3 separate regions of the Homo sapiens genome follow, and all the other regions are linked to region 3. Evidence: chromatin loops called from intact Hi-C (ENCODE). Cell type or tissue: GM12878. All regions are shown on one strand. Each heading gives the region's core, and the rest is flanking DNA. Links, peaks and the distances in the headings are about the cores only.

The links. A loop is a pair of places that touch in the nucleus more often than their neighbours do. Peaks named below come from ENCODE experiments on the same cell type or tissue, not always from the same donor. Only the 100,000 strongest peaks of a DNase experiment are listed, where the experiment ranks them.
Region 1: a loop joins it to region 3, with 4 times the contacts of the local background. A loop is called at or near these places in 2 of 110 quality-filtered maps.
Region 2: it touches region 3 in a loop (2.9-fold over the local background); 5 of 110 quality-filtered maps call a loop at or near these places.

What each region holds. Positions count from the first base shown.
Region 1 is chr21:17,842,873-17,853,336 of GRCh38, reverse strand. The region is part of intron 1 of LINC03147 (long intergenic non-protein coding RNA 3147); the gene reads left to right. The region is part of intron 2 of LOC124900465 (a long non-coding RNA gene); the gene reads right to left. Among named protein-coding and RNA genes, the nearest start is that of C21orf91, 29 kb to the right of the region's middle. In GM12878, for the core only: no CTCF peak of the experiment used is centred there; DNase peaks (open chromatin) are centred at 4,026 and 4,916; H3K4me3 peaks cover 269 bases; H3K27ac peaks cover 1,052 bases.
Region 2 is chr21:17,897,482-17,907,945 of GRCh38, reverse strand. No RefSeq gene overlaps it. Among named protein-coding and RNA genes, the nearest start is that of LINC03147, 17 kb to the right of the region's middle. RefSeq lists an enhancer at 4,144-4,702. In GM12878, for the core only: a CTCF peak has its summit at 4,732 (motif pointing right); a DNase peak (open chromatin) is centred at 6,205.
Region 3 is chr21:17,779,931-17,790,394 of GRCh38, reverse strand. C21orf91-OT1 (C21orf91 overlapping transcript 1) reads left to right here. Exons shown (of 4, transcript NR_038871.1): 2 at 3,185-3,367; 3 at 4,783-4,847. The region is part of intron 2 of LOC124900465 (a long non-coding RNA gene); the gene reads right to left. It overlaps C21orf91 (chromosome 21 open reading frame 91), which reads left to right. Exons shown (of 5, transcript NM_001100420.2): 5 at 1-1,421. Among named protein-coding and RNA genes, the nearest start is that of C21orf91-OT1, 7.3 kb to the left of the region's middle. RefSeq lists enhancers at 5,177-5,236, 5,647-5,736, 5,767-5,836, 7,805-7,854, 9,709-9,928. In GM12878, for the core only: no CTCF peak of the experiment used is centred there; DNase peaks (open chromatin) are centred at 5,474, 6,054, 6,354 and 8,116; H3K4me3 peaks cover 3,686 bases; H3K27ac peaks cover 6,990 bases.

The sequences.
Region 1 (10,464 bases), core at 1,677-9,676, 63 kb before region 3:
ATCGCACCACTGCATGCCAGCCTGGGTGACAGAGTGTGACTCTGTCTCAAAAAAAATAAGAAGAAAAGAAAAGAAAATAGTCTCTGGGCGATGGGCAAGTGGAGGACTAGGAAATTGCAGTATGGTGCCAGGCATCCACTTGTGATTAATAACAATGAATTCAAAATTCAACCAGTCAGCAAGGTAATATTTTTTCCCAGGCACATTTAGCCACACAGAGACAGACCTTAATAAACTAAGAGCGAGATTTACCAAGATTGGAATTAACAAAATATGAACATGTTCATAATTTTATTTTAAAAAGATAGGAAATTTTACATAGAAGCATATTATAGCATTCCTATAGAATAAAAACACACTAAAGACATGTATGGGTGGCTATGTTTTTATGGGCAGTTTTTATTTTCTTCCATATCCATATTCTCTAAATTTTTTTGCAAAACTCAAAATTAACCTATCTTAAGTCAATTAGTATTCAGGACCATCCCATATAACTAAAGAGAAAGTAGTAGAGCCAGGTCCCACAAGAAATTTAAATCTGAAAGCAATAAAACATGGCAATTCTCTTCATCTTTTCTCTCACTGAGTGTGTTGTCTCCTGTGTATGTTTCCTTCTGGGCATCTGCATTCCCTTGAGTCCTTGTGCTTGACAAACAACGCATGGCCCCCAATATGGCTGCTCTTATCTTAGCCCATATTCCCAGAAACCACCATCGCCTGACTGAATCTTTATTCTTCTTAGATAGAATCCACAAGAGACAAGCTAGTTGGCTCAGCTTGGATCAAGATTCCCTGTTTTGTTCAATTAGCTGGAAACAGGAGTAGGAAGTCAACTAATCAAAATATGGCAGCCACTGGCCACCCAACCCCATTACTTCAGCCAAATATTGGGGAGAGAGAGGCAATTCCAATAAAACAGGCCAAGCAAGACCCCCAAAAAAGTCTTATTATGACTTTCATAATAAGAACAAGTATTTTTAAATACATGAATAGATCAGGGGAGATAACAAAATATTAAAAACTTAGTTTCCTCTGGTCAAATATTTATTCTCTGTTTCAGGTAGCTTTTCATAATTGTGATTTCTAGAAAGCTTCTGATAAGGGACTGTTAGTACAAGGCACCGTATCTTTCATTGCATAGAAGGAGTCTGGCAGGCATAAAATCATATTTAACAGTAAAATTTACATTTTTAGAAAACACTGAGAAGCTGAAATATATCCCTGACTGCAAAATGAAACTGTTGATGACATCAAAAATTCTGAGGATTCCCTCTTCAGTGAATGTCTAGTGAATACTTACTATGTGTTATTAGACTTGTAAGTTAGATTGGAGGCAAAATAACATGATAAAACTGAAAACTCAGTCTATTAATGGCTCTTTCTTTATATTTATTTTTTTATTTTCTTATTTTTTTATTAAGACAGAGTGTCACTTTGTCACCCAGGCTGGAGTGCAGTGGCATGATCTTGACTCACTGCAACATCTGCCTCCCAGGCTCAAGCAATCCTCCTACCTCGGCCTCCCAAGTAGCTGGGACTACAGGTGTGTACCACCATGCCTGGCTAATTTTTGTATTTTTTGTAGAGACAGGGTTTCACCATGTTGCCCCAGGCTGGTCTTGAACTCCTGAGCTCAAGTGATCTGCCCACCTTGGCCTCCCAAAATGCTGAGATTACAGGCATGAGCCACACACCTGGCTGGCATCTTCTTTTAAGATTATTTTTAATTGCACAAATTGTACACGATACATGTTTGTGTATTGAAAAATTCAAGTAAATACAGAAGCAAACACCCATGACTATCCCCAATTCTAAAGACTTTGCAGAGGAAAATATGGTTAACAGTTTGGGCTGAACTTTTCCAACTGTTTTTCTAGCTTAGGTTTATATTCTAAGTTCATTCTTAAGGCTTTTCTTTTTCATCTTTAAATTTGCTTTTCTTTCTTTATGCTGATGACTTCCTGTCAGCATTCTTGGTAAGTTATATACTCCGGTGGCGTTGCATCCAGACCCTATAAAGACATTTTTAATAATATCCCAAAGATCCAATCTCTTAAGGCTCTCAGATTTCACCTGTTTTTTAAAAGCAGACATTTTATGGACTGGCGAAGCAATCATTTAGAAACATACATCTCTGAAGCCATAATCATTTTATAATTTGTTCTGCCTCACAAACAACTGCAGCCAGTCTTCCAGGAGGACAATCCTTTAAACTAAATCTCCAGCATTAAAGCCGCTTATGGCTATTTCAGATAATGGGAGCTGTCCAGTCTGTGGTGTGTTCAGTCCCTTTCATTTAGGGAGAATCTGCTGTACGTAATATCGACTTGAAAATGAGCTCCGCACTAGAAATTCAGCAGTGAATGACGGAAATAAGTGAGCTTACAAAATTTATTGGAAATTTCTTTTTGAAGGTCAGAAAATATAACAAGCACAATAGCAAATGTGTATTTTTTTAAATATATATACCACATTCTTATGAGACCCTGTTTTATGGCAGTACCCTTTCAAAAAAAAACTGATTAAAGATAACTCAAACAAAGCCTACTTTGTAGATTTGTCTAAATTTCTGAAATAATAAATAAATACACAAGCCAAAAAAAATCTCTGGACATTTCCCCCAAAAGGAAAAAAAAATCCCAAAAAATATGTTCTTTGTGGACCTTGTAATAAGTCATATTTGTGAAGAAACACACTCTGTCACTTAAGAGTATATCATCTTGAATACTATTGGAATTTTTATTATACTCAGTTTCCTCTTTAAATTGGAAATTATAATGTCTGTTTTACAAGTATTGTTGAAAAATATGTTTGGGTTCCCCCCAAATTTATATGTTAAAAAGTAATTCCCAATGTGAAGGCATTAGGATGTGGGGCCTTTGGAAGGTGATTAGGTCATAAGGTTGGAGCCCTCATAGGGGGATTATGCCCTTTTAAGGGTCTGAAGAGACCAGAGTTCTTCCCTTCCACCATGTGAGAAAACAGCAAGAAGGTACCATTCTATGAACCAGGAAATGAACCTTCACCATATATCAAATATGCTGGTGCCTTGCTCTTGGACTTCCCAGCCTCTAGAACTGTAAAAAATGAATTCATGTTGTTTATAAACCACCCAATTTATGGGATTCTGTTATAGCAGCCTGAACAAAAGAAGACAATTGTACAATGTATGCATAGCAGAGGCTTTGCCATGTGCCTGCCCCATCACTGATTCCAGTTCCAACTGGTGGCAGACAATTCCCATACATACTGGAAAAACCTTATGCCAGATGTTTGCCTTATTGCTCAGCTTTTCTGCCTCAGGACTCGTTCTGAAGCTATAAGATTCCTCAGCCTTATATAGGACAGTCCAGAAACGTTGGGGCACTAACATCCATGGGCACAACCCTCAGCCAGTGAGAAATGGGGGTCAGTAAATAAATGCCTCAGTCTTCTGTTCTTCAGAGGAACAATTCTGAAATTCATTCTATATGGCTCCCTGAGGGGTCCATGGAATTGAGCCAGTTCTCCATAGCAATAACTGGCTCAATAATATATCTTTAATTGGCTTCCTGGAATCATTCCTCAAATAAATTATTTTCACCCAAATGCGTGTCTCAAGCTCTGCTAGGGGTAGAACCCAAACTAAGATATTAGTTAAAGTGCTTTTAATAGCGCCCTGTGGCCAGGTGTAGTGGCTCACGCCTGTAATCCCAGCACTTTGGGAGGCCAAGGCAGGTGGATCACGAGGTCAAGAGATCGAGACCATCTTGGCCAACGTGGTCAAACCCCATCTCTAAGAAAAATACAAAAATTAGCTGGGCGTGGTGGTGCACGCCTGTAGTCCCAGCTACTTGGGAGGCTGAGGCAGGAGAATCACTTGAACTCAGGAGGCAGAGGTTGCAGTGAGCTGAGGTCGCGCCACTGCACTCCAGCCTTCCAGCCTGGCGACAGAGCAAGACTCTGTCTCAAAAAAAAAAAAAGAGTCCAGTATAAAATTCATGGTTAGTATATGATGGTTTCGTTTCCTATGCCTCTTCAGTAGTGTCATTCTTTACTTGTGAATCAGATATCCAGATCTAAGCAATGACTCACTCTGGGGAAAAACAATGTCCTAAATATGGTAGCCTGTAGAGGCCACTGAGGACTTGAAATGCAGCCAATTCAAATTGAGAGGTGCTGACAGTGTAAGCTTTACAAGAGATTTCAAAAACTTAGAATAAAAAAAAGTAAAGTATCTCATGATATAATAATTTGTAGATTGATTAGTTGAAATAACACTGTGGATATATTGGGTGAAATAAAATATAGTATTAATATTAATTCCACTTGTTTCTTCTCATGTTTTCAAATATGGCTACCCAAATTTTTTAAGTTATATTAAGGCTTGTATACATCTATTGGACAGCGCTGCTCTAAACATTATAGGAAAGAGTCATGGTGTGAAGAGAGAGAGAGAATGTATGTGCGACTCAGAATATTCAACAAGATGTTTAATTGTAAGCCACAGAAACAATTTAGGCGGATGTAAGAAAGACTTCATTAAAGATTAAAGGAGGCTCCAAAACCTGGCCCAAAGAATCAAGCTTGGAGGCTGCACAGCGGGTACAATTGTATAGAGATAGTCTGCAAAATACCTGCCATCATTTTTCTTCCTGTATCCACATCCCTTAACAATGTGACTTTGAAGTTCCTCCCATCAGGAGGTAGGGTGTTTCTTTACCCTTTGATTTGGTGCTGGCCTTGTGACTTGCTTTGGCCAAAAGAATGTGGCAGAAGTGATGGTTATATCAGTTCTGAATGTAGACTTCACAGGAGCTCTACTTCTTGGAACCCTGCTGACCTGTCATGTGAACAACCCTGGGCTGGACTGTTCGGTGATAGAGACATGCGGTCCAGTCATCCCCATAGCCTCAGCTGACAGTCAGCCAAACCACAGAAACAGAGCTGCCTCATCGACCAGCAGCCAACTCCAAACACATGAATGAGCCCAGAGCTGTTCAGTTAAACCCAATTCAAACTGCTGTTTTCACAAGATCATAAATAAGCTAAATATAAGTTACTAAGTTCTGAGATGACTTGTGTCAAAGATAAATCCAGACACTGGTTAGACACTGGTTAAAGCACTAAGAATAAACTTTATTCCGTAATTATCACTGCAAAGGGAAAGAGGTTCCAACATGAACTGAACTTTGATTTGTGCAGAGGTGACTGGGCATGTTAAAGGGACAATGAGGGACTAAGGAAGGGGGAATGAGCAGGGGCTTAAGCAGAAACTGATCTTGTTAATTGGTGCTTATCTAAAGGAGAAGCAAACTTCTTATATTTATATGGCAGAAGGCAGTGGTGTAAATTAGAGGCAAGGTGCCACGGGGCTGGGCACCAGAGGGGGAATTATTTCCCTGAATGTTAATTTTGGGTGGTAGAAGATCTACATCGCAAAGGGGAAGAGAAAGGAATTACAACTGCAAGCTTCCTAAACTACAACTGCTCTAAGAGGGGAGGGTTCAGGGGCCTGTTTATTACTGGTTTGGACTGGATCAGTCTTGAGCTTTCCAAGGTGAGCAGTTTAAGGGGCTAGGGTCATTCTAGGAATGTAGCTTTGAGCTGCTAGAAACTATATTAATTTTTGCTCAAAAATTTTAGTGTGGGAGTGGAGTATGGAAAATAGACAAAAATCATTTATGCTGAGAGTCTGCAGTTTTTATAAGCCTACACTGGGGCATGGTCAAAAACAGAACTCAGAAGAGCTTATCTAAAGTTCAGTCAAGAAGAGAGTCTTTGCGACTTACCACTTAGTTATGGGATGATCAGTTATGCAGCAAAATCTAAATAATATCATTTTTCAAATCACACCACAGAACTGGTGCATTGGAAACCCCACCACCCCTCCTGCTAGACCCAGAAACTGCAGCTTGCGTGGCTGACCTACTGATACCAAACATGGCACCACTACTAGGGTCTCTGGAAAGGGCATGTACCTCCCACCACGGCTGCCAAGCTCACCAGAATGGATTGTGTTTTGTTTTGATTTTTTTGGTATCACTACCCTCAATTCAAAGTCTAGGGAGTCTCCATCTAATTCATGGAACCTAAGTCGTGTGCTCATGCCCTAGTTTCACATTGGTATCTTCGGTTTCTACAGTGGAAATCGTTTCCCTTTAATAAAATAGAGAATTATCCAATGCAGGAAGGATGTTCAGATGCTGGGTCATCAAACCAAAAAACAAATGCTATTATGTAAACTATAATATTTCATACCTTCATTGTTTACTGTTGCTGAGAACCATGCCTGAACACACTCCTTATCTTTCTCTATTTTAATAATTCCTCTTCATCTTCCCTGGGAAATTTTCTCTGACTTCTGCCTTCCCCAGCCCTGGTTATATTAGAAAAATGCACAGAGGCATGAAACCTAGCAAAGTAATTAGGATTCCCATTGTTTCCTCAGTTCCTCACTGGTTCTTATCATCAAGAATCTTTCGACCTGAGTGACTGAAATCTTTCATTCATTCCCCAGTGCCTGGCATGGTGTCTGAAACATATTAAGACCTCAGTGTTTATTTCTACATAAATAAACTAGAGATTCATGAAATGAGAGGTCACTCTTATAAAACAGGTTGGTGTCAGATTATGCAGGATATAAATGCAACCTAGCTCAGAGGCAACATAATGTCATTAAAGGTTTTTGTACTATTTATTAGAAAGATTCACCTATATTCAGTGTGTAGGATGCAAATAAGAGTGTGAGGCCAGAGCCTAGCCAGCAACCTACTGCAAAATGTAGTAGGTTGAGAGTGGAAGGGGCTAGCCACACTAATGCAAGAGAAGAGCCAGCTGCATGAAATAAAATTAAGAAGATGTTGGCATCTGACTGGTTCTGGGATGGAGGGAGAGGAAGGAGTATGTTCATATATCATGACAAAAAAATTGAAATGTGTTTTTTTTAATTATGATAATTTTCTTGTTTCCCAAAGACCTTTCCTTCATCCTGTTTATTCTAAGGTATTTTCAAACTCAGGAAAGGAAAAATTACTGCAGAACAGAATAAAAGGGATGTCATGTTTTTTGCTTTTAGCTTCAAACAGCAATGTTGTAGAACAGCAAAGACTTTGGAAGAGTACTTACAGAAAGAAGTTACACCCTTCATCTCCACGCAAGTTTAGGTGCCCAGTAGGTGAAAGCGTCCTGATAGGATGAAAATAATTCATGGAGGAGCAGCAAAAGGGTTAAATGCACATGAGGGAAGACTGAAACCTTACTCTTCCCTAGTGTATAGTTTGAGGAGAGAGAAGGTTGGAAAAAGTGTGTTCTAGATCTACCACATCAACTTAGTACCCCAGCATCAGAGCAAAAATGGTCAGTTACATTGGGCCAACAGTTAGATGTGGCTCGGTGTGACATCGAGGGGCAAAGAGACTCTGATGACGGCTCTGATCCTACCTTAAGGTCACCCGTGAGAAGTGGACAAATAAACCTCCCACTTCCCCAAGCAGGGCTCAGAAGGTACTTGAAAGAGACAGCTTAGGACCCAAGGGTCTAGAATTTTTAACCCAAATGCAAGTGGGCATTATGCAGCTGAGGCGCTCACAGTTGCAGAGATTTCAGGAGGTGGCCTTCTGGAAGACTGACAAATACCATGACCACGGAAGAACAGGTCCCTTTTCCCTGACTCCCTACCTCCATCCTGTCTAGAATAAACTAGGGAACAGGAATACCACCCTGAAGAGCAGGAGGCAAAGGCAAAGTCCAGAAATGACATGATTTTAAACTTGAAGTTACAAGACAAAGGATGACATGACAAAAGTATGACAAAGGCTAAATCCATCTAGAAATGACTAGATTTTGCATTACAATATCAGGGGAAATAGGGCATATAATAGAAACTAAGTTCAATTACCCAAAAATAAAATATTACCTAGTTTGTATGTATGACTTTAAGGCCTATGAAAATTACACTTACAATAGGTACAAAGGAGTTTACTCCATTTGTAAGAGGATTGAGAGTTCTTTTTGTGGAACTATAACAGGTTTCATTAAAAAAATAACAAATTATTGGCTGAAATGTTTCAACTCTAAGTTGAAATTAAAGTGAATTGCTACTTTCCCCATGCCTGGCCCTCCCTCTGAGGCATGTTCTGATTCTAATTGAATTCTAATTAAATTAGATTAAATTTAATTCTAATTGGTTTGGGTCACCAAGGTGATTCCAGTCAATATTCTTCAGTACAATCCAAAGATTTCTAGTCCACTCATGAGTCAATCAAAGTCTAGAGGACTCAGAACAGATTTATTAGCCATTGATGTGTGATATGGTTTGGCTCTGTGTTCCCCCTCAAATCTCATGTTGAATTGTAATTCCCAGTGTTGAAGGAGGGACCTGGTAGGAGGTAATTGGATCATGGGGGCAGATTTCCCCCTTGCTCTTCTTGTGATAGTGAGTTCTCACAAGTTCTAATGGTTTAAAATTGTAAGTTTCCTGAGGCCTCCCAGTCATGCTTCCTGTACAGCCTGCAGGGCAGTGAGTCAATAAAACCTCTTTTCTTTATGGATTATCCAGCCTCGGGTAGTTCTTTATAGCAGTGTGAGAATGGATTAATACAAAATGGACCTATAGTTAAGATAAACTCTAGAGTAGTTTTACTCAATGGGGTTTGGGTATAGGGGGTCTCCTCCCCATATGACAGTTAGCAAAGTCTGGAGATAGTTTTGGTTGTCACAAGTGAGGGTGTCACAACTAGCAACTAGTAGGTAGAAGCCAAAGATGCTGCTAAACATCACTCGATGCCAGACAACCCCCACAACAAGGAATTATGTGGGCCAAAATGTCATTAATACCAGGATTGAGAAACCTACTCTAGAGGTAAATTAGAAGCCTACCCATTTCCTGAATCCTGGCGGCCTCTTCAAGTTGACCAACCACTTTTATTTAATAGAAGACATTTAGTGTACACAGGCTCTTTTTTTTCTGGAGAAGCCTTAGACAAAACTTAGATTGTTTATTAGATTATTTTAAGAAATATTTAACACCTAAAAAAAAGCATTGGAATTCTTTAAATACTTTCTTCCTTTAAAATGTACAATTCAATTAATCAATCAATCAATACGTCATCTCTGTCTTAATTTCAGTAATCTGTTCTTGGTTAGTTCTATTGAAAAAATGCTAACTGGGAGCCTAATTATCATGATTTTACATGGGAAAAATTATAATGCAGAATATGTCAACCATAACCGACAGCCAATTTCCTCAAACATAACTAAAACTCAATAAAACATCTTGTTAGGGGGTAAAATGCTCAAGAGGAACATACTTCTTAATAACCAATAAATTAATATACCTCATAATCGCTTATGTGGTATATAACAAAATACTAAACATCTTCTTTTTGAAGCCTCAAGAATTTTTCAAAATATCAACATGTGACTTGGATGCTGTGGCTGAAATTACTTAAAAACTCCCATTGTTTCACTGAAATTATTTTATTATTAATTGTTAACTTCACTGATAATAATGTCACACATCTTTTTATGTGCCTGTCATGTATTTGTATATCCTCTTTTGTTAAATGTCTATTCAAGTAATTTGAACTTTTTTTAAATTCAATTGCATGGTTTTTTTTGTTTGTTTGTTTCTGAGACGGAGTCTCCCTCTGTCACCCAGGCTGGAGTGCAGTGACTCGATCTCGGCTCACTGCAAGCTCCACCTCCTGGGTTCATGCCATTGTCCTGCCTCAGCCTCCAGAGCAGCTGGGACTACAGGCGCCCGCCACCACGCCCAGCTAATTTTTTGTATTTTTAGTAGAGACAGGGTTTCACTATGTTAGCCAGGATGGTCTCGATCTCCTGACCTTGTGATTCACCTGCCTCGGCCTCCCACAGTGCTGGGATTACAGGCGTGAGCCACTGTGCCCAGCCCAATTGCAAGTATTTTTATTACTGAGAGATGAGTTCTTTCTAGACACTGGATACAAGTCCTTTGTCAAGCATATGTATTGTGAACATTTTTCTTCAGTTTGTGATTTGCTTTTCATTATTTTAACCATGTGTTTCAAGGAATAGAAGTTTTGAATTTTATAATCCAATAATTCAATTGTTTCTTTCATGGTTAGTGATTTCTATGTCCTGTTTAAGAAATATTTTCCTACCTCAAGGTCACAAAGTTATCGCCGTGTTTCTTTCTTCTGAAGCTTTACATACTAGAATGGCTAAAAATAAAGTTTGACAACACCTAATGCAAGCAAAGATGTGTGTATTAGTGCACAAAATGATATAGGTAAATGGAAATTACTTCAGAAAATTGTTTGGAAGGTTCTTACAATGTTAATCATGTACCTACTCTATGACCCAGAAATTTCACTCTAGGTATTTACTCAAGAGAAGTGAAAACATGTCCACAAAAAGCTCATACAAAAATATTTATCACAGCCATATTCATAATAGCTTAAAACTGGAAATAGCACAATGGTCCAACAATAGGTAGGAGAT
Region 2 (10,464 bases), core at 1,184-9,183, 120 kb before region 3:
CTGAGGGTTATTGGTTTCTTTGTTTGTTTGTTTTCAGACGGAGTCTTGCTCTGTCGCCCAGGCTGGAGCGCAGTGGCACCATCTCGGCTCACTGCAAGCTCCGCCTGCCGGGTTCACGCCATTCTCCTGCCTCAGCCTCCTGAGTAGCTGGGACTACAGGCACCCGCCACCACGCCCGGCTAATTTTTTGTACTTTTAGTAGAGACAGGATTTCACGGTGTTAGCCAGGATGGGCTCGATCTCCTGACCTCGTGATCCGCCCACCTCGACCTCCCAAAGTGCTGGGATCAGAGGCATGAGCCACTGTGCCCAGCCGGGTTATTATTTTAAAGACAATATCTTCGAATTTTTTTAAGAAGTAGATACATTTAGGTCTGATTTCCTTGAATATGAATGGATGTGTTTTATTCTTCTCTCCAATAGGATGTTAAATTAAATGATGCTGGGATCAGTGTTTCTGATGGCCCGATCTCAAAAAAAAGAGCATTCTCTTTGGATACATTTTCCAAAACTTTAAGATATGCAAAACCACCAGCAAATTTTATTCAGACAAGAAACGACCCTGCTTTACACACAGGGCAGGAACTGGTGCTGGGACTTCCATTCTGGCTATGAATAGAAGAAGCCTGGGCCAGCAAAAAAACTGACACTGAGAACGGAGGCGTGCAGCAAGGATAGTCTCATAAACAAAAAGGGAAGCAACAGAAAGGAAATCTGTAAAAACTCCCTGAGGCCTTTGATCACAGAACACCGTGTAGATGCTCCAAGGGCTCATTTAAGACATTGGCTAGTTACTATGTGACTTGAAGCAGCTCACGCCACCACTCTGAGCCTGCTTTTTCATCTGCAAAAAAAAAACCAGTATATCAACAACTAGTTTTGGGCATTCTTATAGGACTACGTTAAGTGCTTGGTAAAATGTAAGGGTATGTGATTACAGCAATATATTCATTTTAACAAAATTTCACAGTAAAATAATTTGGATGTTTTCTAGATTGTTTTTTTTTTTGGCATTTTACAGTGAAAACCGATAAACCCAGCAGCCAGCACTTTATTATCCAAGGACAAAACTTTGTGCATACCTTTAGGTTATCTAATACCTGGTACTAAAAGAAAAAAGCAAATAAAACCAACTTACAGATTGCATCTAGAACAGACGTTATACAATATCCATTTATGTCAATAAAGATATTGAAGTATAAAAAAAAAATTTTTTTTTTTTGAGACAGAGTCTCGCTGTGTCACCCAGGCTGGAGTGCAGTGGCACAATCTCAGCTCACTGCAACCTCTCCCTCCCAGGTTCAAGCAATTCTCCTGCCTCAGCCTCCGGATTAGCTGGGATTACAGGCACCTGCCACCACGCCCAAGTAATATATATACATATATGTATTTTTTTTCTTTTTTTTTCTTTTTTTTGTATTTTACTAGAGACAAGGTTTCACCGTGTTGGCCAGGCTGGTCTCGAACTCCTGACTCAAGTGATCTGCCCACCTCGGCCTCCCAGAGTGCTGGGATTACGGGCATGAGCCACCGTACCCGACCTAAAAAATATTATTTGTAAATTGACTAGACTGTAACTTCTAGGAAGTGTAAAAAATATTACTTTTAAATTGCCTTGAGTGTAACTTCTAACCCATATTTCTAAAAATTCACAGAAGTATTCAAACGCCACATTGGTGGAAGATGTAAGAAGGGGACTTTTATAGTTTGCTGTTCTGCCTTTGCTTTCCCATCTCAGATCTTCAGTAGGGTAGTTACAGCAACCTCTTATAAGAAAGTGCCATACCTAATAAAGATATCAGAGAGGTCATAGAGCAATCAAGAGTCAGGAACTGAGTTTCCAAACCCTTTTTCTCTGTCCTTTAGGTAGCTTCACTTCACTCTAACTCTCAATTGTTTGTTGGAATCATACTCCGTGGATTTTGCTACCTAACGTTGACAGAAAACATTAAAACTCCAGGCAATCCATCCCCAGTTCATCAGCTCTCACCTTGGGAGCACTGCTCAGGGAGGGTACAAAGACAGTCATTTCATTCCTCTCACTACAGCCACGTTTTCTGTCCTCCTCGCTGCCTTCCACCGTCTGTACTAATACTACTCTTATTCAGCCCCCAAGTGTTATTTCCAGGGATTTCCTCAAATCACAAGTCTTTATACAATATTTGGAATTTCATGTGATTCCAATGCAGGAAAAGTGCAATCTCCTGCCATTTCTATCACACTGTCTGGAAACCTCCCCTCCCACGTATTTACCTTAATGAAAAGAGGAAAATGGAAGAAAACATATCTTTTCCCATAAAAAAAAATCCCCTTTATTAATCAACCAAAAAATGCTACTTCATGACTCCTTTTTTTTTTTGTAGAGAGAGGGTCTCACTATGTTACCCAGGCTGGTCTGTAACACCTGGGCTCAAGCCATCCTCCTGCCTTTGGCCTCCCAAAGTGCTGGGATTACAGGCGAGAGCCTTCGCACCTGGCTGGCCTCCTTTATGGTATTTTTACATACTCCCTCTCTTCACTCTTCAGCCGTAACTTCTTTCTCCTGGCTTAACCACCTACCAGAGAGACCTTCCCCAACAACTCATGCAGATTTCCCTCTAGACAGCTCCATTACTCTATCGCACCACTGTTCTACTCTTTCTTAATTCTTATCCTAATATAAATTTTAAATATTCATCATTTATTTTTAATGCTTTTTGTTTATAATCCTACAAGACATATTGAGCTCCACAAGGATCTTTTTGCCGTACTCACCCCTGCATTTCAGTTCCTTGCTCACTGCCTGACACATAATACTGTAAAGAACTGGGAAGGGACTGAATTTTGCCCTACTCACAAGCCAATAAGTTTGCCTGCTACAGTTTCATTGATGCCAGTAGAAGACAGGAGACTCAGGGTCAGAGAAGAAGAACAGCTTATTAATCACAACAATAGCAACAGCCAGGATTTTGGCATTTTGGGGACAGTATCTCGAGGCCCAAGTCTACAGGGTGACACAAAAGAACCGAAAGATACCTGAATACATAGTGGGTTGTGATACAGGAGAGGAATGCTGAGTTTAGGGGATGCAAAAATTTTATAATGGGCAGCAAGCATGTCTGCCCTTTGCTCCAAAGGGAGACCCAATCCCTAGCTTCCAAGGCCATTCACTGTATGAACATCACTGAAAAGATTTTCTGGGACAAAGGGTAATCTGTGTCTTTCTTATAAGGTATGCAGAAACATAAGAAACCCATGGAAAATTATCTCCTAACAAGTAGAGAATCAAAAAATAATATTTTTTATTTAATGAATAAATGAACTAGAACACCAATCTAGCACAGGTAGTGAAACTATTTTTTAAAAAAGAAAGAAAACCTTCTTTTGTTACTGAAGAGATGTCCTTACCCAGTGGAATGCTGGCAACTGTTTAACATTCAGCTCTTGGGGATAGAGGAGAGCTGATTTGATTTGTAGCATTTTTCAGTTTTCTTGGCAAAAGTATTCACACTGTAACCAACAAGAAGTTACTGATATCTCGGAATGCAGAGCTGGGGAGAGATGCTGGACAACACATCATTGTGGAATATTCCCACCATATGAATGCAAAACGTAAATCATCTCAAAAGGTGACTTTACTAAATAGTAAAATACTTAGGAAGCGGTGAGTCTTGAGTACATATTAGTTTAGTTTTAAAGACAGTTTACTTCATTGTAAGTTTATACGACTAATTTTTTCGAGACAGGGCCTTGCTCTTTTGCCCAGGCTGGAGTGTAGTGGTGCAATCATAGCTCACTGCAGCCTGAACTCCTGGGCTCACGTGATCCTCCCACCTCAGCTTCCCAAGCAGCTGAGACTGCAGGCGTGCACTACCATGCCCAGCTAATTTATTTTTCGTTTTATTTTTTGTAGAGACGGGGGCCTCACTATGTTGTCCAGGCTGGTCTCAAACTCCTGACCTCAGGCAATCATCCCACTTTGGCCTTCCAAAGCTCTGGGATTACAGGTGTGAGGCACTTTGGCCGGCCTTGACTTAGTTTTTAATAATGTCTGTGTTTAATAAGTGGCTCACAAAATTCTTGAAAATTTAACAATTGGCTCTTGTGAGCGGGCACAGGACACTCTTTACCACTGTTCTTCACTCCTCTCTGCCTGTCTTTAGTGTCACTCTTGTCCCTTCAGTCCCATATGTATTTTATTTCCAGATCTTTCATTTCTTTAGAACTCAGCTACTTCTGTTCCTCCGGGCTATGCTCTGCCTCATTCCCTTTCACTACACCCCCAAGCCTCACCCCATTCCTGGAAAGCTTTCGATTCTGTCCTTCACCATCCTCCCACCCCCACCTCCCAATACACACACCCCATGGCAGGCCATAGAAGCACCCCCAGGGATGGGATCCAGGAAATTCCACTTCGCCTTCCTCAGTAATCAAGGCCACAGCAGGGAAGATGGCTAACTGTGTTCCCAAGTGATCACTTTCAATGGATTTCCTCATGAAATCATTGCAACTACCTACTTGTTAGGCTCTACACTATTTTTTGTGCCATATTTTAAGTACCATTTATTATAATAGGGATTTACAAGCAGATCTGAGATACTAACCTCTCTTCTGATGTGAAAAATGCATTCCAATTTCTAAACTGAGAAAGCAACTTTGGGAACATACACAAATGAGAAACTGCTTAATATATGGAATTTGATATATAATTGTATAATGTTTATTTATTGAACTATATCCACCAGAGGGCAGCAAAAAATTTTATATGGGACATGTATTTACTCAATACAGAATTAAGAGCAAACCTCCATCATTACTTGATGATAAACAGGAAACCATTCGAGTCCCAATAAAGGCTTTCAATATTATGGAGAAATATGATCACAAGGCTAAAATTTATTTTTTACTTTAAAGCCTCAATACTAACTTTCATATTAGGTTAATCTCCAGTTAGTTACTCATTGATCCGTTTAATATATATTATTTAAACACTTCTCATATTCAAAGCATTGTGCTAGTAATGACCACAGTGAGGCATGATTCGAGGAATACAAAAACAACTGCCTGCCTGTGCAGTTGTTTATATATCAGTCAGGATTCTCCAGAGACATAGAAGCATTTGGATGTGTGTGTGTGAGTGTGTACATTAAAAGATTTATTCTAAGGAATTGGCTCATGAAATTATGCGGGCTGGCAAGTCTGAAACTTGTAGAGACAGACAAGCAGGCTGGAAATGCAGTCAGGAGAGGATGCTATGGTCTTCAGGCAGATTTTCTTTTCAGTGAAACCTGTTTTTTGCTCTGAAGGACTTCATCTGTTGGGATGAGGCCCACCCACATTATGAAAGTTAGTATCTTTTACTTAAAATCAACCGACCGTAGATGTTAATTGCATCTACGAAATACCTTCACAGTGACACCTGGATTGGTGTTTGGTTACGTAACTGAGTACTACAGCCCAGACAAGTTGACACATAAAATTAAACACTCCAGGCTGGGCGCGGTGGCTCACGCCTTTAATCCCAGCACTTTGGGAGGCCGAGGCGGGCGGATCACGAGGTCAGGAGATTGAGACCATCCCGGCTGACACGGTGAAACCCCGTCTCTACTAAAAATACAAAAAATTAGCCGGGCGTGGTGGCGGGCGCCTGTAGTCCCAGCTACTCCGGAGGCTGAGGCAGGAGAATGGCGTGAACCCGGGAGGCGGAGCTTGCAGTGAGCCGAGATCGCGCCACTGCGCTCCAGCCTGGGAGACAGAGCGAGACTCCGCCTCAAAAAAAAAACAAAACAAAACAAAACAAAAAAACAAAAAAAAAAAACAAAAAAAAATTAACTACTCCACTGCTCAGAAACATTTTCCCTGTCCAGATGCTGTATCCTAGAAATGCCGCACTTGGAAAAACATGCTCTGAGTCATGAATTGATCTTTCCAGATAACGTCTCTAAAATGCATACATCCTTGGTAGGTTAATATACCTACCTAGACACCAAGGCGTGAGTGCCAGGTTATCACATACATTTCTCCAGACAAAAGAGAATCTGTGGCATCCTGAAAGCAATGAGTAGCAAGAGATTCTAAATGCTGAAAGCTGCGAGTCACCACCAAGAGGCAAGCAGGCTGGAAACCACCCATTTCCTCATTTTACATAAAATTCCGCTGCCCAAAAGTACAATCATTTATGCTTGTTGTAAAAAACTACAATGTTGTTATTGCTGTTCGAAATTGCATCTACTGAGAAAATGAGGAGCTCATGGCAGAAGGGAGGCAGGACTAGGCTGTAGCTTTGACTCCGACAGAGCAGCATGCTGAGGCTGGCACTGTGAATTTTAGCCCCAGATCGACTACAAGAACAAACCAGAAATACCGAGAGGACCCACAGCCCCTCTGAAGGAAGCCGACTGCTCCTGCAGGACCTGGGAGATGCCTCAAATACTGTGAGTGCCCCAACTGCAAAAGTGGGAAAGGGAGACCCTCCTCTCCCAAACACACACCCCCACTGGAGAAACTGAAGGTCTGTTTGTGGGAGAAGTTTCCAACCTTACCTGGAGCTGAGTCAATTTAGAGAGCCAAGCAAAACACAGGGATAGAGGAAGCAGCAGGAAAGGCCTTGGGAGCTCGCTGGGTCCCCAAGCAGGCCATTCCTGCCTGGGACCACAGAGATCCATCAGGAAGGCAGCCAGAGGAGCGGGGGAAAAACACCACAGGGAGAAGGAAATCTCCAGCTGAATTTTTTAACAATTGGAACCATGTGAGAAGCCTCCTGGCCAGAACTGGGGGGAGGGCATGAATCCCGTGCGCACACTCCCACAGGTGGGGGAAGAACCAAGCCCTTTTCGTTCCCAGCTGGGAGGTGGGTAGCCTGGGGCAAGTTCTCAAGCTCAGCTTACCCACCACCTGGAAACAGACTCAAGGCTGTTTGGGGGGCAATGGTGGGAGTGAGACTGACCCTTCAGTTTGCATGGGAGGTGGGTGAGGCCTGTGACTGCCAGCTTTCCCCGACTTCCCTGACAACCTGCATGACTCAGCAGAGGCAGCCATAATCCTCCTAGGTACACAACCCCATTGACTTGGGAATGTCATGCCCATCCCCCACAGCAGCTGCAGCAAGACCCACACAAAGAGAGTCTGAACTCAGACACCCCCTAGCCCCACCCCAACCTGATGGCCCTTCCCTACCCACCCTGGTAGCAGAAGACAAAGGAGATATAATCTTGGGAGTTCTGGGGCCGCACCCACTGCCGGTTCCTCTCCACACTACCACAGCTGATGCTCTCTGGAAAGCGCCACCTCCTGGCAGGAGGCCAACCAGCACAAAAATAGACCATTAAACCACCAAGGCTAAGAACCCTCACAGAGTCCATTTCACACCCCTGCCACCTCCACTGGAAACAGGTGCTGGGATCCACGGCTGAGAGACCCATAAACAGTTCACATCGCAGGACTCTGTGCAGACAACCCCCTGTACCAGACTGGAGCCCTGTAGACTCACTGGCTGGCTAGACACAAAAGAAAGACAGCAATCATTGCAGATTGGCTCACAGGAAGCCACATGCATAGGAAAAGGCGGAGAGTACTACATCGAGGGAACACCTTGTGGGACAAAAGAATCTGAACAACAGCCTTCAGCCCTAGATCTTCCCTCTGACAGAGGCTACCCAAAAGAGAAGAAACCAGAAAATCAACTCTGGTAATATGACAAAACAAGGCTCTTTAACACCCCTAAAAAATCACATTAGTTTACCAGCAATGGATCCCAACCAAGAAGAAATCCCTGATTTACATGAAAAAGAATTCAGGAGATCAGTTATTAAGCTAATCAGGGAGGCACCAGAGAAAGGGAAAGACCAATGCAAGGAAATCCAAAAACTGATAAAAGAAGTTGTCAGGCCTCTGAGCCCAAGCTAAGCCATCATATCCCCTTTGACCTGCACGTACACATCCAGATGGCCGGTTCCTGCCTTAACTGATGACATTCCACCACAAAAGAAGTGAAAATGGCCTGTTCCTGCCTTAACTGATGGCATTATCTTGTGAAATTCCTTCTCCTGGCTCATCTGACTCAAAAGCTCCCCCACTGAGCACCTTGTGACCCCCACTCCTGCCCGCCAGAGAACAACCCCCCTTTGACTGTAATTTTCCTTTATCTACCCAAATCTTATAAAATGGCCCTACCCCTATCTCCCTTCGCTGACTCTCTTTTCAGACTCAGCCTGCCTGCACCCAGGTGCAATAAACAGCCTTGTTGCTCACACAAAGCCTGTTTGGTGGTCTCTTCACACAGACGCGAGTGAACGAAGTGAAGGGAGACATATCCAAGGAACTAGATAGCATAAAGAAAAAACAATAAAAAATTCAGAAAACATTGGATACACTTATAGAAATGCAAAATGCTCTGAACTTCAGAGCTCGAAAATAAGGTCTTTGAATTAACCAAATCCAACGAACAAAGAATAAGAAAATATGAACAAAGCCTCCAGGAAGTTTGGGATTATGTTAAACAACTAAACCTAAGAATAGTTGCTGTTCCTAAGGAAGACAAGAAATCTAAAAGTTTAGAAAACATATTTTGCAGAATAATCAGGGAAAACTTCCCCAGCCTTGCTAGAGATCTAGACATCGAAATACAAGAAGCACAAAGAACACTTGGGAACTTCATCACAAAAAGATCACCACCTAGGCCCATTGTCATCGGGTTATCTAAAGTTAAGACAAAGGAAAGAATCTTAAGAGCTGTGAGACAGAAGCACCAGGTAACCTATAAAGGAAAACCTATCAGATTAACAGCAGATTTCTCAGCAGAAACCCTAAAAGCTAGAAGGGATTGGGGCCCTATCTTCAGCCTCCTCAAACAAAACAATTATCAGCCAAGAATCTTGTATCCAGCAAAACTAAGCATCATATATGAAGGAAAGATACAGTCTTTTTCAAACAAACAAATGCTGAGAGAATTTGCCACTTCCAAGCCACCACTACAAGAACTGCTAAAAGTAGCTCTAAATCTTGAAATGAATCCTGGAAACACATTAAATAGAACCTCTTTAAAGCATAAATCACACAGGACCTATAAAACAAAAATACAAGTGGAAAAGTGAAAACAAAAAACAAGGTACAAAGGCAACAAATAGCAAGATGAAAGCAATGGTACCTCACATCTCAATACTAACATTGAGTGTAAATGGCCTAAGTGCTCCACTTAAAAGATACAGAACTGCAGAATGGATAAGAACTCACCAGCCATCTGCTGCCTTCCAGAGACTCACCTGACACATAAGGACTCACATAAACTTAAATTAAAGAGGTGAAAAAGGCATTTCATGCAAAAGAACAACAAAAGCAAGTAGGGGTAGCTATTCTTATATCAGACAAAACAAACTTTAAAGCAACAGCAGTTAAAAGTGACAAAGAGGGACATTATATAATGGTAAAAGGCCTTGTCCAACAGGAAAATATCACAAGCCTAAACATATATGCACCTAACACTGGAGCTCCCAAATTTATAAAACAATTACTAATAGACCTAGGAAATGAGATATAAAGCAACACAATAATAGTGGGGACATCAATACTCCAGTGACAGCACTAGACAGGGCATCAAGCCAGAAAGTCAACAAAGAAACAATGGATTTAAACTATATCTTGGAACAAATGGACTTAACAGATATATACAGAACATTTCATCCAACAACTGCAGAATACACATTCTATTCAATAGCGCATGGAACTTTCTCCAAGATAGACTGTATGATAAGCCGAAAAAGGAGCCTCAGTAAAATTAAGAAACTTGAAATTATATCAATCACTCTCAGACCACAGTGTAATAAAATTGGAAATCATCTCCAAAAGGAACTTTTGAAACCATGCAAATACATGGAAATTAAATAACCTGCTCCTGAATGAACTTTGGGTCAAAAACAAAATCCAAATGGAAATTAAAAAATTCTTCAAACTGAACAACAATAATGATACAACCTATCAAAACCTCTGGGATATGGCAAAGGCAGTGCTAAGAGGAAAGTTAATAGGCCTACATGCCTACATCAAAAAGAAAGAGTACAAACTGACACTCTAAGGCCATACCTCAAGGAATAAGAGAAACAAGAACAAACCAAACCCAAACCCAGCAGAAAAGGAAACAACCAAGATCAGAGCAGAGCTAACTGAAATTGAAACAAACAGAAAGAATATCAAAAGATAAATGAAACAAAAAGCTGCTTCCTTGAAAAGATAAATAAAATTGATAGACCATTAACAAGATTAACCCAAGAAAAGAAGAAAGAAAATCCAAATAACCTCATTAAGAAACAAAACAGGAGATATTACAACAGACACCACAGAAATACAAAAGATTATTCAAGGCTACTATGAACATCCTTACACACATAAACTAGCAAACCTAGAAGAGATGGATAATCCTAAAAAAAACACAACCCCCTAGCTTAAATCAGGAAGAATTAGATACCCTGAACAGACCAATAACAAGCAGTG
Region 3 (10,464 bases), core at 1,463-9,462:
TTGTGTTTTCTTTATGTTGTTTATATATTTTTTACCTTAGTGTTTACACTGGTAAGGCTTGTTAGTCCATTTTTGTAGTTTTTTTAAAGTAAGCTTTTAGATCTATTTGTGTTTTAATGTTTCCCAGTTTGGGTTTTGTTTTGTTTTGGAAGAATCTGCTTTCATTATTAAATTATAAAATGTAAATGCTCTAAAGTAGGAATTTTTAAAGAGTAAATTATTTGTGTAGCTTATTAGGAGGTTCAGGTTAGTGACCATAAAGTGGGTTACTTGTACATGAAAATTTGAAATGGTACCATGTAAAATTCTTCTATTGTCAACTTTTTCTGATGTATGCCAGTTCATTTACTGACAAATGTTGTTACTAAGTGCTTATTAAGAAGTGTAATACGCTATAAAAAAGTTAATACTTTTTGTTCAGATGTAAGGCAAAGATAATTGATGCCGTTTCAGTGTATGATTGTATTTTTAACTTTTACGTTGGTGGGAGTAACTATTTGAGGAAATTTGTGGTGAGAATTAGTAAGAGATAAAACCCCCAACAGTTTATTCTTACCAAGTAAAGTTTTGTGGTCATGGGGCAGGGAAGAGTTTATTTACCAGAATACTAGAGCCCTCACACAAAATAAAGGTAACTTGGAGGAGGGCTATAATGCTTGCATCTCAGTATTTTCATTTCACTTCATCCTTTCATAATTGCCTTGATTATGGTGCAGTCTAACCTATTAAGCAACTTCTGGCTATGGTAACATTGATATGAACCATATTATATCAAGTCTCCAAAACATCTAGTTTGTTAACATACACTTTCCCTGTTCTTTTTAGTTTGAGTCCACATTACTAATACATTTTAATAATATTTAATTATTTCACAATTTTAAGTTTACCAAAGTAAACAAAAATTCATGAAGATGAGTATTGCCCTCTCCCAAAAAAGGTTTAAAGATTAGTTGAACTTCCCTCAACTACACCTAAAGCAAAGGGGAATTTTAGTAAGTGTGTGTACCTTGTTTCTTTCAGACGCATCTAGAATGTTTTTCTTTCACCGTACCTCCAAAAGAGGCAATTTAGAAAGTATTAAGTAGTGACTTTTGTTCAGTTCCATTTTGTGTGTGTGTGTGTGTGTGTGTGTGTGTGTGTGAACCTTGCTTTAAAACAGTAGCGTATACTATGGTCATTGAACTTAATCTCTCTGGTGTTAGAAATTTACTTTACAAAATTGTGTTAAGACTTTTGGAAAAAGAAAATGAAACTGCTGTGGTAAAAACCAAGTTTGTTTCAAAAAAGTAGGCAATTATTTGGCTGTTATATTTTCTTTGAAAACTGCAATAATTTATATATTTGTATTGCTCTGCTTGGGAACTGTATATATGCTTGTCTACTATTTTTAATTTTACAACAATAAAATAAGTATTTTGTTATCTGCTAGCTTGAGTGGATGCTTTGAAAAGTAGCTATATTTTTTTAAATAGTGGGTCTATATGGTTTTGCTTTGCAGGTTTAGGGAGTCTATAAATGATCTTATCTGACAATTTCTTGTAATAATCTTACCTTATCTCTGATACTTAATATTCTCTGTTTCCCAACAATACAGAAGCAGGAAATAAGTTGCCTGTGACTTACTAGATGTGTATGCAATTTTTTTTAATTGGGGTGTAATTTATATACAGTAAGCACAAACATTTTACTGTATTGTTTGAATTTTAACAAATGTATGCAACTGTAGAGCCATCACTCCCTTTGGTTCCCCTCACAGTCACTTCACTTTTTATTTCCCTTCCACTGATTGTTCTGATCCTTTTTTTTTTTGAGATGGAGTCTCACTCTGTTGTCCAGGCTGGAGTGCAGTGGCACGATTTCAACTCACTGCAACCTCCACCTCCAGGTTCAAGCGATTCTCCTGCCTCATCCTCCTGAGTAGCTAGGATTACAGGTGCACACCACCATGCCCGGCTAATTTTTGCATTTTTACTAGAGACGGGGTTTTGCCTTGTTGCCCAGGCTGGTCTTGAACTCCTGACCTCAGGTGATCTGCCCGCCTCAGCCTCCCAAAGTGCTCGGATTACAGGTGTGAGCCACTGCGCCTGGCCTGATTGTTCTGATCTTTATTACTGTACTTTGCATTTGCCTGCATTAAAAACTTTACATAAATGTAGTGATACAGCATATGCTCATTTGCTCCAGGCTTTTTTCATTCCACTGGATGTTCTTAAAATTCATCCATGTTAGCTCAAAGATCAGTAATAGTTCATAGTTCATTTCCTTTTTTTTTTCTTTTTTTGGCTGAGTACTGCTCCTTTGTATGAATATATCATAATTTAATTATTCACCTGTTGATGGACATTTGAGTTGTTTTTAGTTTGGGGCTTATATGAATATGAATATTTTTAAATCGGCTTTAAAAATATTAAAATAGGAATACAACAAAATATTCAAGGTCACTTTTAGTTAGCATTACGAATCTGAATATTACATTACCAGTTTTTTTTCCACAAATGATTTTTAAAGTCATTTATATGATGCTTTTATGGCAACAAGCAGTTTAAAACTAGGAAACAGATGATTTTACAAAAGCTCAGAGGCAAATTACAAAATAAGGACTGCTGGAGAATTGAAACATTTCGTGGGGTACTAGAAGAATCTGTCGTTTTTGAAAGTCTCTTCAAAGTCTAATAGTCATACTGCTTTGTTTTTCAGGAGAGGAAATGGAGACCAAGAGTCTGGTTTGGAAAGAGTACCAGACTACAAATGAAGTGCTCCTGTTTAGCTTTAACTAACTGACATTAAGAGAAACTAACTTTTCTAAGCCTGAATTTGTTAGGCTTTGCTCATGCTCAGTTTCCCAGCCTTCTTGGGAATTTTCAAACTATTTGTAAAATGGTTTGTTCTCCCCTAATTTTTAATGTATCATAGGACCAGAAATTCTTTGCAGGTGTCTTAGAGGCCGACAAGTCATACGTGGATGATGGATAGAATAGGAAGGGGAGCTGCAGGCAGAACAAGGCCTGTTTTATATATTGATACTCTAAATTCATAAAAACCTGTTCGAAAGGTTTTGCTTTTAGAATCTGATAAAAGTGATGCATTGGATCCTTGCAAGTTTATGTCTTTGGGTTTTATTTTCTATTTTTGATTTTGGTTTTGTGGTTTTCTGCTGTTCTTCCACGTCTGAATCCCTTTCTAGTGTTTGGATGGCACAAGTCACCACCTCTAGAAGCAAAAACTTCAACCTCCTGTGTATCTGAGGCACCTCGCCCTGACTGGTAAAGCAAAGAAACTGGATAGGAGAAGGCCTGTGTTGAGGGCATCAATGGCTAACTGTCAGCAGGGACAACAGCCATTATCCCATATCCAGTGAGTACAACAGGTAAGTTCCTGACATTGGTGTTTGAATAGCCATTGCCTTGTGTACATTAGACTGTGATCCTAGTAGTTGATTACATCACCTTTGTTCCTGCGTGGTTTCCCAGCCTTCTGGGTGATCTCTCCCCATTGAATAAATTCCTTTATAGCCTAAGTCAACTAGTTGCTTTCTCTAGCTTGCAACTCAGAACTCTTGTTAAACCTAACCTCTTCCACTGGGTCTATGTCCTGTGTTCTACTCTGAGATCTTATGAAATTCATTTCCAGAGGTGAACTGCTAAGAGCCAATGCATATCTAAACTAACCCTCAGCCACATGGGCTGCCTTTTGAGTCAACTGAATCTGCTGGGAAGATTCTGAAGAGAAATTAAACCTCTTGGTAATGCAGATGTCAGTTTTCCTGTTAAGAATGTGCTTTAGGATGGGCACGTTGGCGCATGCCTATAATCCCAGCACTTTGGGAGGCCAAGGCCGGTAGATTGCTTAAGTCCAGGAGTTCAAGACCAGCCTGAGCGATGTAGCAAGACTCTGTATGTACAAAAAATATAAAAATTAGCCTGGCATGATGGCATAGGCCTGTAGTCCTGGCTACTTGGTGGGGCAGAGACTGAGGTGGGAGGATTGCTTGAGCCCAGGAGGTCAACGCTGCAGTGAGCCGTGATTGTGCCACTGCAGTCTAGCCTGAGTGACAGAGCAAGACTTTGTCTCAAAAAAAAAAAAAAAAAAAAAAAGAGAAAAAGGAAACCACTGCTCCAAACCATAAACTGCCCCAGAATTTACTTCCCAAAAGATGTGGTAATGCTACTTTCCTGCTAAGAGACCTTTCTAGATTATCACTGCCTACAAAACAAAAGCCAGTCCCCACAGTTTAGCATTTAAAGCCTTCACCATTTGGCATCCACTTATTTTCCATTCTAAATCTTTCGTCAATTTTCAGATTTCGTTATGTTGCCAGAAACTCTGCCAAGCCCTGTAAGTCTTTGGGTCTAAGGGATATAAAAGCCAACAAGACTCTGTTGGTCAACTGGAAAGTATTCTGCCAAGAGATTGAAAGAATAAGGATTGAATAATGTTCATTGTATTTAGCAACCAGAAATTCATGGAGTACAGTTTTAATGGACCTGTGGGAGCAAAAGTAGATCACAACAGATTGTAATATGGATGCAACGTAGTACCATGATTTGAATGTGTTCCCTGAAGTTCATGTGTTGGAAACTTAATCCCAAAAGCAACAGCATCGAGAGGTGGAGTCTACTAAGAGGTGATTAAGTCATGAAGACTCTACCCTCACGGATGAATTAATGTTATGGACGGAGTGGGTTAGTTATCATGAGAGTGCCTTTGTTATAAAAGCAAGTTCAGCCCCCTCTTGTTTGCTTGCTCACATCCTCTTGCTCTTTCCACCATGTTATCACACAGCATGAAGTCTTGCTACCTTGCCAGATGCTATCACCATGCCCTTGGACTTCCCAACCTCCAGGATTGTAAGCCAAATCAATAACTGTTTGTTATTAATTATCCATTCTGTAGTACTCTGTGATAGCAACATAAAATAGACTAAGACAGGTAGGATAGTGGATTTGAGGTATGATGTCTTTAAAATTTTATGAAGTGAAGTTGAGGTAAAGAGGATGTTGGGTCAAGGTTATTTTTTTAAGGTTGGGAAGTACTTGAACATGAATAAATACTAAGAGGACAGAGCCAGTAGAAAGGCTAACGATAGAGAGGTAGCAATAATCAAAGGAGCCCAGTTTGAAGACACAGAACAGAGTAGCACACCGAGAATGACTTGTCTTTGAAGAGGTTTAGGATTACCTCAGGTTTTGACACTAGAGAGAAGGTAAAACTACAGATGAAAGTATTTGAATCAGATTTGTTGGAGAGTAAGTTGAGAAAGTACTTAAATGGCTGCCTCTATTTTCTGTGAGAAAGACGAAAAAGATAATGGGTCAGAGATTCAAGGGAAGTGGTAAAGTGCTGAATAGTTACTACTTGAGGAATGAGAAGGGTCCTGACCATCAGAGGAGGGGTTTAGAAGAGGTGGAAATGAGGAACCATGACTCACCATTGGTTAAGGTTGCCTGAATTTGCTTTCTGATTTTGTTGCTGTAAAGAAGAGGTGCTTAGAAGAGTGAAAATGAGCAACCATGACCGTTTAGAAGAGGTGGAAATGAGGGACCATGACTCACCATTGGCTGAGGTTGTCGGAATTTGCATTTGGATTTTATTGCTGTAAAGAACAAGACGGAGTATTTTTGAAATGGGAGTAAACTAAACTGAAAGCACTACTGAAAATAGATTAGAATCTGAAACTGAGATAAATTTGTGGCTCAAAAAGAAAATTTACAAAAGCCAATAGATGAAATTTCTAGTGTGGGATAGATGAGAAATATGAAAAGCTACTGCAAATGGCATGTGGGAAAAATATGAATACTATAGTCTTTACTTCGTTTCTTCAAGCAATAATTTTATTTGTTCTCTCAGTATTTGGTGCGATGGCGAGGGTGGACTAAGACTCTGTTGTGAAAACCAAGCCCTTATAGGTCAGTTGGTATCAAGCTTCACCAGAGGGAAGTCAAGAAATCTTTAACCTAGAAGAGAAGAGGTTTATAAGAGGATGGTCAGTACAGTGTACAGAATGTGGAAGAAAACCATAGCATAGCTAACGCAAGAGTTTCAGATCTGTAACTTCAAAGCAAAGAAAAGGCAGTGTGAATACAGAAGGGCTATTCTAGAGGAAAGAGGCTACTGAACTGAAAAGTGATTAAGGCAGAAGAGGAAGTTGTAATGAGCAAGATGATTGCTAAACCGACATGCAGGAACTTCTCTTCTAATCTTCTGCCACAACTAAGCACCTCTTTACCTCTCTTAGCCTCTGTTTTCTCATCTGTAAAAAATGAAATTGAACTTTATGATCTTTAGGGGACCTTCTAGCTCTAACATTCTACAAGTATAATGAATTTTAAGAAACCTACAGTGGAAAATCTCCCAAGCCCCTCTATGAACAGCAGAACTGAGCTGAAAGGGCACAAAGAAAATGTGGTTTCATTTTAAGAGGAAACTGTGAGGTGCTGTTACAGCAAGCTATTTCTGTGATCACCTGTGACAAAAGAGAAAAGAGAGCTGTGTCAGCCTGGCTCCTATTATAAGCAGCTACACAATCCTCTGCATACTGTTTAAGAGCACCTATGTTGTAGAAAGAAAAAGAGGTCTATATATTTTGGCATCTTGTTACTCTGTCACATTCCATATCGGGGGAGCTATTGGGAGAGAATGTTCTCTTAGGAGTAACAGTGGGATAGTTCTCCCACACAATCAGAAGTTGGGTCACCTCCAGCACAGTTCCTAAAGGCTGGCTCCTGTGTGTGGAAAATGAGACACGTAAAGGCAATGTGGTAAGCTAGTTAATAGGATAGAATTTATTCATCAATAAAATTGTTCTTTGTTCTGAGAGTATGTCTTTCCTATGGGAATAGTAAATTTTTCTTTCTTTCATGAAGTGATGACAATAGATGGTAGATTTTCATTTTTGTTTATTTGTTTAGTTTTCAGTCCTTACTTGGTGGAATTAAAACCACAATCTTGTATTGGTCTATTAGTCAGGGTTCTCCAGAGAAACAAAACAAAGTATGTATATATGTGGAGAGAGAAAGATTGGTTTAATTCCCTAAACCAGCTCTGGGGGCTGGCAAGTCTGAAACCTGCAGGGCAGCCTGGATGGGTGGAAACTCCGAGAGTTGATGCTGCAGTCTTGAGTCTGAAGGCAGGTCAGAGGCAGAATTCCTTCCTCTTCAGGGGACCTCACTCTTTTCAGACCTTCGACTGATAGGACAAGGCCCACCCACATTACAGAGAGTAATCTGCTTTACTCAAAGCCTACTGATTTAAATGTTAATCATATCTAAAAACTACTTTCAAAGCAACACCTAGACTGGTTTTGACAAAACAACTGGGCATCATATTTTCCATTTTATTTCAATTTTATTTTAATACTCCATGAATTTAACAAGTCTGGAAACGATGAATCTGGCATTATTTTATCCAAACAGTTGTCTCTGAGCAGCACAATCCTAAATCCTCTACTTGGGTTATCACAATCTCCAAAGAAAGAAGTGCATGTAAGACGCCCTCACACTATTCTGAAGTTTTCCATGTGTTCTAAAAGGGCTTAGAGGAACAGCTTATTATTTTTTAGAATAATCCTTTGCGTAACAAAAATACAAGTTATTTCATTTGTGGTATTTTTTCCTCTTAATCTAGTGTTCAATCAGAAATTATTTGAAGACTGAGTGAGTGTCATACAAAAAGTAAAAGATTCAATGCCTCTAATAATTCAATATCCAATAATTTTAGATAAATTATTAAAGAGTGTTAGAATGTTGAACATTTGGTTTGTTCCTCTCTTATTCTCCTTGCTCCCTCCCTCTGTACCCCACAAACACCTATCCAGAAAGTCATCTTGTATAAGAGAAGGATCCTCCTGAATCCCATCTACCACCAACCCACAGCATATGTTTCCTTGAAAAAATTTAAATAGTCCCAGCTATTGGAAGAGCTCTAGTGTTCCCCAAGACTAACTGGGTAAATAACCAAGTTGCTGGCCATCTTGCTGTGGACAAGCTTGTTCCTTTTTGTCCTGATCAGATAGCTCTGAAACTAGAAAAGACAGCACCTGGGCCTCCTGCTAAGTTTCTCTTCACTGTTCCTGCCTACTGCTTCTCACAAAAGCCCCAGAAAAATGTGGGGACCCAGTGAACTGCTGTTGCCCTATAGAGACAATGGAGCACCTCCCTTGCTTAAAAGAAAATGCAGAGGGAGTTGAGCTAGTGACATGCAAAACCACATTTCCTTTGCTGCCTCCATCTCTTCTCATCTTCATACCTGTGTCAATAAAGTATGGGGAAATAGACTCACATCTTGCAGGACTACACTGCTTTTCATCAAAGTACGGAAGAAATTTCTATCCCAGATGGACACAGATTAGTCTCATCTCAGATGACAAAGTGAACCAGCATGTGGGATATATAAATATCATAGGAAAGTACTAAAAATGTAGAGCTAGAGGGACCTTCAGGAGTCTTGCAGCTTTTATTTGATTTGATTTGGTTTGGTTTGGTTTTAGCAGAGGTCTTTGTTTTAAAAAAAATCCTTCAAGAATTACAAAATGTGAAATGTATAGGAAATAGAGCTGCTGCTGTTCTGCTCGAAAGACAATGGAGATTATTCGACCGAAGTCCCCATTGTATCCCTCTCAGTGACAATCCCCTAGTTTCTCAAACCTTCTATCATGAGCCTCTGAGGCAGCTATGAGAGACCAGCAGGCCCCTGGTTACCTGCAAAGCACCTTTTACAAACTGCTTGTCTACTCTAATACCTTTAGGTGGCCTAAGTCAGTTAAGAAACTTCCAAACGTTCTATACCTTGTTAGCCACAGAGGCAAAGACAAGCACCAAATCTCGATTCCATTTCCAAAGCTCCCATGACCTGATACCACTTCTTATTTTTATTACACAAGATCTTCTTTCTAATGGAATAGTAAGCTATTTCTCCACAGTCTGCTGGACCACAGAAACAGCCAGGAGAGGACTACACAGTTGGAAAAGAATAGGCAGCACAAGTTTTCTAGGGAATCCAGAAGTAGCTTAGATGTCTTCATCCTGAAAGTCAACCAGAATAGACTATGGGAAGAGTAATAGCAGTAGAACTTGCATAACAAATGCTGCTTTACATCAAAAAGCCAGTTTCAGCAAAATTTGTTTATAGGAAATTTCAAAGCTTACACACGTCTATTGTGATTACCTGGTTGGAGGTGGGGGAAATCGCTTACCCTGCTGCTCCTCACTAGATCTTCAAACTAAAGCAGCTCAAGTTATATATTGTAGTCATATGTTCAAGGGCCTGTGGGTACTGTGTGGCTAGGATTTTCTGGTCAACAGAAGAAAATCACAGCAATGTGTACAAAAGCCCCCAGATGTCCCTTATCATATTAGCATCTCTTGTGCAGAAATATATTTTTTGGCACCATATCCTGGAACCAAAGAGAAGGCTAAGGTAAATGGAATAGCAGATGAGCTCATAAGAAGCCAAATTCCAATCTCATACCTGAACGAATTTGAAATGGAAGCTCACTTAGATACAAAGAATTTTAGAACAAGATCTGAAACTCAGTTAAGTAGCCCTCTTAGTCATTACCACTAACTTGGTGCTCATTACAAGTAAAAGGAGGACTTATCCAATTACCAGTGCTTGGTTTCCTGTTGCGCTAATGAACAGGAAAACAGACTACCGCTACGAAAGAATTCATGCCTCTGAGCAGCCAGCGGCTTAGCCACATGTCTGGGTATGCCGAATTGTTCTGATCAGTCAACTTAGGTAAACTCTCATTACTGGTAGATGCCAGAAATAGCACCAGCAAAATCCCCTAAGAAAACCCCAAAATGAAGTTTATGCTATTCCTTCCTCTTTCCTTTGGAACAATTCCATCCTAGAACTATCAGGTGCAACAAGCAAGGTTAGGGTTAGTCCTCATTCACAGGGGCATAGTGAGGTGTGTTTGAGCTGGAGCAAACCAGGAGGGCCTAGCATGGGGTGGGTGGGGAGGTCTGATGCAGGCTATCAGATCTAGAGTGGGAGGAGGAGGGCACCCATGGGGGCAGTGGGGAGCAGGAGATTGGGGGTGGGGTGCCAGAGCCTCAGTGGGCAGAGGAAACATCAGCAGGGGGAAAGGTTATTAAACAAAAATGAGGCAGATGTCTCAATTAGTAGAGGTTTATTAAGCCAAAGTTTGAGGACGACCCAGGAAAAACACAAGTCACAGGAGCATCTGTAACCTGGGCTTTCCGAAGAGGGTTTGGGGAACTCATTACTTAAGGGGAAAAAGCAAGCAGTGGGGGAAAGGGAAGGAGGGTAGGCAGTGAAACAAATAGTTACATCCTTGTGAGGCTGTAACTAGCACTAAAGGAATCTATGTTTTACATAAAAGAAGGTGAACACTTGAAAAGAGAAAGGAAAGAGACAATTATGCATCCATCTCAAGAGTAGGCGCAGGAGTGGTTCGTGTCTTGTACTTGTTCTGTACCTTGGAAGATAAGCTCGTAATTG